Linked DNA regions of Homo sapiens: region 2 is linked to region 1. A link is an interaction called in ENCODE POLR2A ChIA-PET data of the cell type or tissue named here. Cell type or tissue: Caco-2. All regions are shown on one strand. Each heading gives the region's core, and the rest is flanking DNA. Links, peaks and the distances in the headings are about the cores only.

What was found. Peaks named below come from ENCODE experiments on the same cell type or tissue, not always from the same donor. Only the 100,000 strongest peaks of a DNase experiment are listed, where the experiment ranks them.
Region 2: POLR2A ChIA-PET joins it to region 1 with 8 read pairs; 1 of 35 experiments calls an interaction of 5 or more read pairs at or near these places.

Annotation. Positions count from the first base shown.
Region 1 is chr7:117,683,791-117,688,653 of GRCh38, forward strand. No RefSeq gene overlaps it. Among named protein-coding and RNA genes, the nearest start is that of CFTR-AS2, 39 kb to the left of the region's middle. RefSeq lists a silencer at 1-253. In Caco-2, for the core only: no CTCF peak of the experiment used is centred there; a DNase peak (open chromatin) is centred at 2,211.
Region 2 is chr7:117,630,718-117,635,249 of GRCh38, forward strand. All of the region lies in intron 22 of CFTR (CF transmembrane conductance regulator), which reads left to right. All of the region lies in intron 1 of CFTR-AS2 (CFTR antisense RNA 2), which reads right to left. Among named protein-coding and RNA genes, the nearest start is that of CFTR-AS2, 14 kb to the right of the region's middle. RefSeq lists enhancers at 1-709, 1-290, 1-77. In Caco-2, for the core only: no CTCF peak of the experiment used is centred there; no DNase peak of the experiment used is centred there.

The sequences.
Region 1 (4,863 bases), core at 355-4,354:
AAGGATATGATCCTGTTTATAAAGGGGCCTCAATCTTTGCTTCAATTCACTGTGGCTAGCGTAACAGATTTATGTTTTACTCATAGCTCGTGACAATGCAGGCAGGGATGAGCCCATTTGAATCACCATCCTCAAAAAGAATCCATATGCTGGCAGCGAGTGACTCCTCCTGCAGCTGGTCATGTATCAGAGTGTTGTGTGAGGTAATCCCCTCACTTCCTCACACTGATTTCTGATACCTCTGGTCCTTCCACAAGTCACAGAAATGCCCCCATCTTCTGGCTGTGTACACGTGCTCATACACCACCCCTGCCTCCATGACAGAATGTAGAAAAGTTTTCTTGTGTGGTTCTATAGCCAAATAAGTCCCTTTCATGCTATTCAAATAGGGTTTCATAGTGCTGCACTCAGTTCTATTTTTCTTTTAAAATGATCAAGGTTGACTAAATGAAAGGCATTTCAGGATTTTTAGTTCCTAGAAAGCAGATGGTTTATATATCAATCTCCTACTCTTTAGTAGCAAAGATTCTACAACTGCACATACAAACTTCAAGAATTCCAGGCAATCCTAAAGGTTTTCCTGGGCCAAGCCTCTGTGCAGAGGTATGTTTTTAACCATCTCCAATGGGATTTTCAGTATTTTCAGCATTGACTCAACTCCAGTCAACAGCGATATCAAAACAAGTGAACATCAAGTCTGAAAAGAAAGTCTGAATACTGTTATCCAATCACAAAAAAGACGGGTGATGTGAATGTGTGTTGCTCTTTAAAGTTGGTTATTTTAAGTCAAATCCACTCACCTTTCAATATAATCAGTAACCTTCATAGCTTGGGGCTGCCTGGGCTTCAGACAGCAGAGTTAGAGAAAACAGAACAGTGATTTGTGTGTTTGGCTTTGGAGCAATGCAATATGCAGTTCAAATTCAACCTCATTTCATTAACTCTGTAACTGAAGTACCTGATAGCAACTACCAAAACTAACATGTAGAAAATAAACTTTATTTCACCCAAGAGTTCAGTTCACTGACATCGAAAGGCTTCAGAGATTTGGATCACATGAATATAACATGAGAGCTTTACAATTTTTAAAAACAAGTATGTTTAGAATAGGGATGAACACTATTCTGTCAGCATCAAGAATCATTTCTAATTCTTGTAGACTCTTTTCCATGATAAGATCAATGTAATTTGTAACAAATTACCCTTGGGTTGAGTCCTTGGAGAAAGCTGGACTCATTTTTAAAAAGAGAATGAAAATTAATTTCAATCAAAGGCACTTAAGGCTTTTATTTATACTTTGCATTTGTTTTAGGGAATTTTTGTACGTTTATCAATAGTCCTTTATTACAATATTTTATCCTTTGAGGTTAAAAAAACAAAACAAAAAACAAAACAAAACAAAAAAACCTGGCTGGGCATGGTGGCTCACGTCTGTAATCCCAGCACTTTGGGAGGCCAAGGCAGGCAGATCTCTTGAGGCCAGGAGTTCAAGACCTGCCTGGCCAACGTGGTGAAACCCCATCTCTACTAAAAATACAAAACATTAGCTAGGTGTGGTGGTGTTCGCCTATAATCCCAGCTACTCGGAGGCTGAGGCAGGAGAACTGCTTGAACCTAGGAAACGGAGGTTGCAGTGAGCTGAGATCATGCCACTGCACTCCAGCCTGGGCAACAGAGCCAGACTCTGTCTTAAAAAAGGCAAAAAAGCTAATATTCAGTAATACGTGCTTAATACAAACCTTAAAGTTCCCATATAAACCTGGAATCAATTCTAGGAAAGACACATAAAATATGGTGATTATATTTTATTTCACTCTGCTGTGGGAAGAGGCTGGGATAATGTTTAAATTAAAACAAAAGTGACAATACCCCTATGAAGGAGACCAGGTCAACATAACCGGCTGGCATCATGTTTATCTTCTCAGCATTTAAAACACACACACACACACACACACACACACACACACACACACACACACACACAAACTTTTTGGCTCTACTTCTGACCTTGGCTTTTATATTGGTGTTCATTTGTTTTTCAGAGGGGCTTGGTTCTTTTATTTGAAGATACATCCTATTTGTTGGAAGAACTTCCATTAAATTATCTTGTCAGTTCTCACTAAATTTTCTTTTCACAGCTCTTGCTGTCTGGGTTATAAAAACCCATGGCAAACATGGGAGGCCCCAAAGGAATGTGTGCTGGGATCCTCTTGAAATATTATTGCCCTGGATCCTTTGAGCTCTTTGAGTCCAGAAAGCAGCATGGAGAAGGAGGGCAAACCTGCATAGTTTCTCAGAATGGATGAGTTTTTCTTCAGAGTAGCCATGTAGAGCAGCTCAGGAAATGACTGCTCTTAAGCTGACAGGCTGGCAGAATATTAATAAATGCAAAATAAGCAACTGTCCTGCAAGTATTTCTTGGATGCTGTTTATACTTGATTTCTATCCAATGCTCTTTAGCACATCTTCTCAGAGTCTAGAAAGTTGTCTCCTTTTTCCCTCAAGCCAAATGGGTTACTGCTTTCAAGCTATTTTTGCTATGAAGACAACAATAACAAAACAGCTATGCCAAACTACTTCTTATTTTCAAAACCAGTTTGATTTCCTCTGACAAACCATCAGGCCAGTGTGACTTTGCATCACTGGATTAGGTTAGTGTAGGTGCTGTGGTTTGAATGTGTTCCCTAAAGCTTATTGGAAACTTAATCCCCACTGCAACAGCACTGAGAAGTGGGAGCTTTAACAGCTGAGCTGATTAGGTCTTGAGGGCTCCATTCCTTGTTACTGGGTTAATGTCATTATAATGGGAGTAAGTTAATCAGCCAGGGAGTGAGTTCCTGATAAAAAGATGAGTTCCCCAATTCCCCTCTTCTCTTCTGCAACAGACATGCTCTCTTGACCTTCTGCCTTCTCCCATGGGATGACTCAGCAAGAAGACCCTTGTTAAATGTGTGCCCCTCAGCCTTGGACTTAGCCTGCAGAACTGTAAGAAATAAATTTCTGTTCTTTACAAATTACCCACTCTCAGGTATTTTGCTTATTTATAGCAGCACAAAATGGACTAAGACAGAGTGTAACTAGATGTATGAGGAAATGACCTCTCTCTACATAGGCTGTCTATCTTTGGAGTACAGCTCCAGGTGGACAGTGGCATTGTTTAGGCTTGCTAGGAGGACAGCTAGGAGTGAATTAAAAAAATCCATTTTGCTTCTAAAACTAAAAGGGTCATTTTAATTAAAATAATACCATAAACATAATTTATATTAAAAACAAAGTCATATACAAATTAGAGAAAAATACAAAGAAATGCCATTTCCTAGGTTTGATTCGGGCATCTTCATTTCTAAAATTAACTATTCCTGAGTTCTGCTAATGTGTCCTGCCACAAGTGTAGGCATAAAAAGGTGAAGGAATTAAACTACCAGGCTCTGAATCAAGGGACTTGTTTAATAGAATTATGTATAATGAAGAATCCTACTCGCTTTGAATTCAACGTGGAAGTTATTCCTCCCACCAAAAGAAGCAGAGAGGGAAGGAACCTCCCAGAAAAGTCCAGGCAGAACTTACAAGTTTGAGCCATATGAAACAGGTAATATTTGACCATTTTTGCTGAAGAAACATATCAATTCCATATTGATTGACACAATAGAATCATCAACTTCTATAATGGGAGCTGTGGCCTTTTCCACTTTTTCCTTTCTCCTATATTTGAGCAGAAATTCCCAGAAGGGAGTAAAACTTGCTCTACCTATAGAATAGGCAAGAAATTGTTTTCTCTTCCTCCATCCTTCTGCAATATCAAAAAATATCTTTAAGTATTCAAGAGACGTGAACATTATTCCTATTCTCTCCTGGGATTCAGCCATCCAGCCTTCTTTACCCCAGTGGGCCTCAAAGTTCTCTCTCTCTCTTTTTTTTTTTTTTTTTTTTTTTGAGACAGGGTCTCCATCATCCAGGCTGGAATGCAGTGGTGCAATCACTGCAGGCTCAACTTCCCGGGCTTAGGTTATTCTCCCACCTCAGCCTCCTGAGTAGCTAGGACCACAGGTATGTGCTGCCACACTAGGCTTTTTTTTTTTTTTTTTTTTTTTGCATTTTTAGTAGAGATGGGGTTTTGCCATGTTGTCCAGGCTGGTCTCAAACTCCTGGACTCAAGGGATCTACCTGCCTTGGCCTCGAAAAGTGCTGGGATTACAGGTGTGAGCCACCACGCTCAGCCCTTAAAGTTCTCTCTTAATTAATCCTCCTAAGTTTGCTGGGGCAGAGGGAGGGTGGGGCGGATATGGGAGTACTTTATATGTATAAAATTTTGCCATAGGGTAGGTTTTAATTCTCAGTTCTTATGTTTTCATAATTTCTTGGAGTAAAGAACTCCTTCAGGTATTGTTCATGATATATATCTATAACCTCAACTGACTATCTCAATTAAGATTTTGGTACACAATGAGTGTAGGCCACATAATCCTCATCCCTTACGGAATGCTGTTTAGTGAGTGTTATACCTGTCTAGGCATGTTTCTTGTTACACTTATGTAAGTTTTAACTTTCTTGAAGGCTGTCTCAGAATATATTCCTATGGCTCAATGCCTTTTATGTTCTTGGCTTCCCGTCAATAGAGGCCATAGCAATGTGTGCTTGCTCACCTCATCTGCTGTTCAACTGAGCACACATTACCTGGCATGGGGAAATAACTTCAAATTTCTTCAGACAAAGGTCCAACAGGCCAGACAAGCTCATGGCTAGTTCCTTGACCTGAACAATCTTGTTATTTACAGAATCTCCAACATTCAAAATGGAGGAACTTCCAGCTCATGATTAAACTCTTTAGCATTCTTTCAACATTGGCACCATTATATATTTCGA
Region 2 (4,532 bases), core at 105-4,104, 53 kb before region 1:
CCCAGACAAGCCTTGGGCAGGTTCCCTCATCTGTGCAAAAGCATCTGATGTAAACACTTGAGGGGTGGTTCGGAGATTCTCTGGGACCCTTTTATTTTCTTATCTGCCTAGGCATTTGGCTGTCTCAGTGGGTGGGAAAGGGTGCTCCAGGCAAAGGGCATAACATGAGGCAAAGGGCATGCACAGAAAACAGTGACTGGTTCAGTCAGGTTGGGGGATGCCAAAGGAAGTAATGGGAGACAAGATTGGAGCAAGATAGATAAGAGATTGTGGATTTTTTTTCTTTTTTATCTATATAAATACAGAGACAGGGTCTCACTATGTTGCCCAGGCTGGTCTCAAACTCCTGGCCTCAAGTGATCCTCCCACCTCATCCTCCCAAAGTGCTAGGATTACAGGCATGAGGCACTGTGCCCAACCTCCAATTTTGGATTTTGAGAGCTAAAGCAATATAGTCGAAAACTCAGATAATCCAGGTAGATTTTGCTATTAGGTGCTATTTGGTTCCTGGTACAGAGCTAAAACCCTTGGAATTTCCTAAGTGATAAGAGCTACAGGAGCATCTTTTGTTATATGTTTCCCCCCCTAGTTCCTGAAATAGCTCTAGAGAAATACAGGTGAATAACATCCTTTGTTATTCATATCAAGCCCCTATCAACCATACCCCAGTTTCTATTTATGAAGTGGCTTTTGGGAAGTCCCTAAAGACAGGAGTGGGGAAAGGCTGGTTGTCAGGGGGATGGGTTGAAACTTTCATCTTCCCCCCTTGACCTCCAGGGAGGGATGAGTGGCTGAAAATTGTGTAAAATCAACAATGGCCAGTGATTTAATCAACCATGCCTATGTAATGAAGCCACCCGATAAGCCTTAACTGGAACTTTTTGGAGAGCCTCCAGGCTGGTGAAGACATTGAGGTGCTCAGAAGGTGGTATTCCAGAGAGAGCACAGAATCTCTGTTCCCCTTCCCACATTCATTTTGCTATGCATCTCTCCCATCTGGCTGTTCTTGAGAGGTATCCGTTTATAATAAACTGGTAACCTAGTAAGTAAACTGTTACCCTGAGTTCTGTGAGCCATTCTAGCAAATTATCAAACCTAAAGAGTTCATGGATACGTGCAATTTACAGATGCACAGTCAGAAGCACAGATGACAATCTGGGCTTGCCATTGGCATTTGAAGTGTGTTGGGAGGCAGTCTTACAGGAATGAGCCCTTATCCTGTGGGGTCTATGCTAATAACAGACAGTTGTCAGCATTGCTTGGTGTCGAAAACCCACATTGTTGGTGTCAGAAGTATTGTCAGTAGGATAGGGAAAACAGTTTGTTTTCTTTTTTTAGTGGTCTTTGGTCATCTTTAAGAGCAGGGCTTCTCAAAGTGTGGTCCTTGAACCAGCATCACCTGTACCACGTAAGAACTTATGAGAAATGTTCATTCTTGGGCCCCAACAAAGAATTAAAAATTCTGAGGGTGTGAACGGGGTCTGAGTTTCAGCACAACTTCCCGACCATGCTGATGCATTCTTGCCCAAGCATGAAAGCCCTCCCTTGTTTAAGAAGGCCATTAGGGCCGGGTGTGGTGGCTCATGCTTGTAATCGAGCACTTTGAGAGGACATAGTGGGAGGATCACTTGAGCCCTGGAGTTCTAGACAAGCCTGGGCAACATGGCAAAATGCTGTCTCCACAAAAATCACAAAAATTAGGTGGGCGTGTGTTGTGTGCCTATAGGCCCAGCTACTTAGGAGACTGAGGCAGGAGGATCGCTTGAGCCCAGGAGATTAAGGCTGCAGCGAGCTGTGATGGCACCACTACAGCCTGGATGACAGAGTGAGACACTGTCTCAAAAAAAAAAAAGAAAAAGAAAAAGAAAAAAGAAAGGAAAATGAAAAAGAACGCCATTAGGTATAAAGGAGCAATGGTAAAAGACCAGTTGCAAAAGGTTAGGGAATGGGTGGTTACTGAAATAAGAAGCTATGTAGAACACTAGTGTTGGTGGCAGGAAGTAGAAAGCAAGAGCACTGCTCTGTGGGGGATGGTCATAGCAAATGCAATATGGAGGCATTTGCCTCTGCACTGAGGAGAAAACTATCTTTTCCAAGATAGGAGGAAAGGAGATAAGTGGAATTAAAGAGAACCTTTGAGCACAGAGTTGGGAAACTGAAGGTATTTGTGTTGTGCTCCCTCAATCTTTTAATTCAACTATAAGCTAAACCCATGAAACTTGAGTAGTTTCAGTTATCTGACTTTTTTCTTCTCTTTTGATACAGTGTTGGCTATTCTGGGTCTTTTGCCTCTCTTTATGTACTTAAGAATCAGTTTGCCAATGTATGCAAAATAACTGGCTGGGATTTTGATTGTGATTGGCTTGAATCTATAGATGGAGTTGGGAAGGACTGACATCTTGACAATGTTGAAGCTTCCTATTCATCATTATGAAATATTTCTCCATTTGTTTGATTCTTTGATTTCTTTTATCAGAATTTAGTTTTCCTCATATAGTCTTTTAAAATATTTTGTTATATTTTGTTCAAGTATTTTGTTTTTGAGGAATGCCAATGTAAATGGTATTGTGATTTTAATTTCAAATTCCAATTTTTCATTGCTGTTATATAGGAAAATGATTTTTTTTGCATGTTAGCCTTATATCTTTCAACTTTGCTATAATCAATTATTGATAGTTTCAAGGATTTTTTGGTCAATTATTTTGAATCTTCTACATAGATTATCATCATCTGAACTTAGTTTTATTTCTTCCTTCCCAATCTGTATACCTTTATCTCCTTTTCTTATTTCATTAGCTAGGACTTCCAGTATGATGTTGAAAGTAGTGGTGAGAGGGGATATCTTGGTCTTGTTCTTGATCTTAGTGGGAAAACTTCAAGTTTCTTATCATTAAGTATGATTTTAGCTGGAGGGTTTTTGTAGAAGTTTTTTTTTTTTAAGTTGAAGAAGTCTCCTTCTATTTTTAGTTTGCTGATTTTTAAAAAGAATCAGGAATGGGTGTTAAATTTTGTGAAATGCTTTTCTGCAACTATTGATTTGAGCACTTTATTTTTCTTCTTTGGCTTGTTGATGTGAAGTACATTAATTGATTTTTGAATGCTGAATCAACCTTTTGTACCTGAGATTAATCCCGTTTGGTTGTGGTATATAATTATTTGTATACATGTTGAGTTCGATTTGCTAATACTTTTTGAGAATTTTTGCATTGGTGTTCATGAAAAAATATTGGTGTGTAGTTTTTTGTGACATCTTTATCTGCTTATGGTTTTAAGGTAATGCTGGCCTCATAGCATGAGTTAGGGAGTATTTCCTCTACTTTTACATTTGAGAAGAGATTGCAGAGAATTAGTAAAATTCCTACTTTAAATATTTTGTGGAATTCACCAGTGAACCCATCTGGACCTGGTGCTTTCTGTTTTGGAAGGTCATTAATTATTTTAAAATAGATATAGGCCTATTCAGATTACCTATTTTTTCTCATGCGAGTTTTAGCAGATTGTCTTTCAAGGAATTGGTCTATTTCATTTAGGTTATCAAATATGTCAACGTAGAGTTATTCATAGTATTCTTTTATTATCCTTTTAATGTGCAAGGGATCTGTAGTGATGTCCCCTTTTTTGTTTTATTGATATTAGCAATTTGTGTCACATCTTTTATTTTGCTTTGTTAGCCAGGCTAGAGATATCTCTATTTTTGATGTTTTTGATGAACCAACTTTTTGTTTTATTGATTTTCTCTGTTGATTTCGTGATTTCAATTTCATGATTTTTAAATTATGCTTACATTTGATTTAATTTGATCTTCTTTTGCTAGTTATCCAAGGTGGAAGCTTATATTGTTAAGATCCTTTTGCATTCTTATGCATTCAATGATGTAAATTTCCCTCTAAGCACTGCTTTTTCTGCATCTCACAAATATTCATGAGTTGTATTTTCATGTTCATTTAGTTTGAAATATTTTTAAATTTCTCTTGATATTTCTCTTTTGACCCATGTGTTACTTAGAAGTGTGTTGTTTAATCACCATTTTTAAAAATTTTCTAGCTATCTTTCTGTTATTGATTTCTAGTTTAATTCCATTGTGGTCTGAGAGCATATATTGTATAATTTTAATTTTTATAAAATTTGTTAAGGTGTGATTTATGGCCCAGAATGTGGTCTATCTTGGTGAATGTTCCATGTAAGCTTTGGAAGACTGTGTATTCTGCTATATTTGAATGAGGTAGTCTATAGACATCAATTATGTCCAGTTGATTGATGGTGCTGTTGAATTCAACTATGTCCTTACTGATTTTCCACCTGCTAGATCTGTCCATTCTTTGCAGAGGGACACTGAAGTCTCCAACTCTAGTAGTGAATATTCTATTTCTTGTTACAGTTTTATCAACTTCTGCTTCATGTCTTTTGATGCTTTGTTGCTAGAAACATACACATGAAGAATTGGTATGTCTTTTGGAGCATGACCCATTTATCCTCATATAATGCCCCTCATTATTTCCTCGCCCTGATGTCTGTTCTCTCTGAAAGAAATA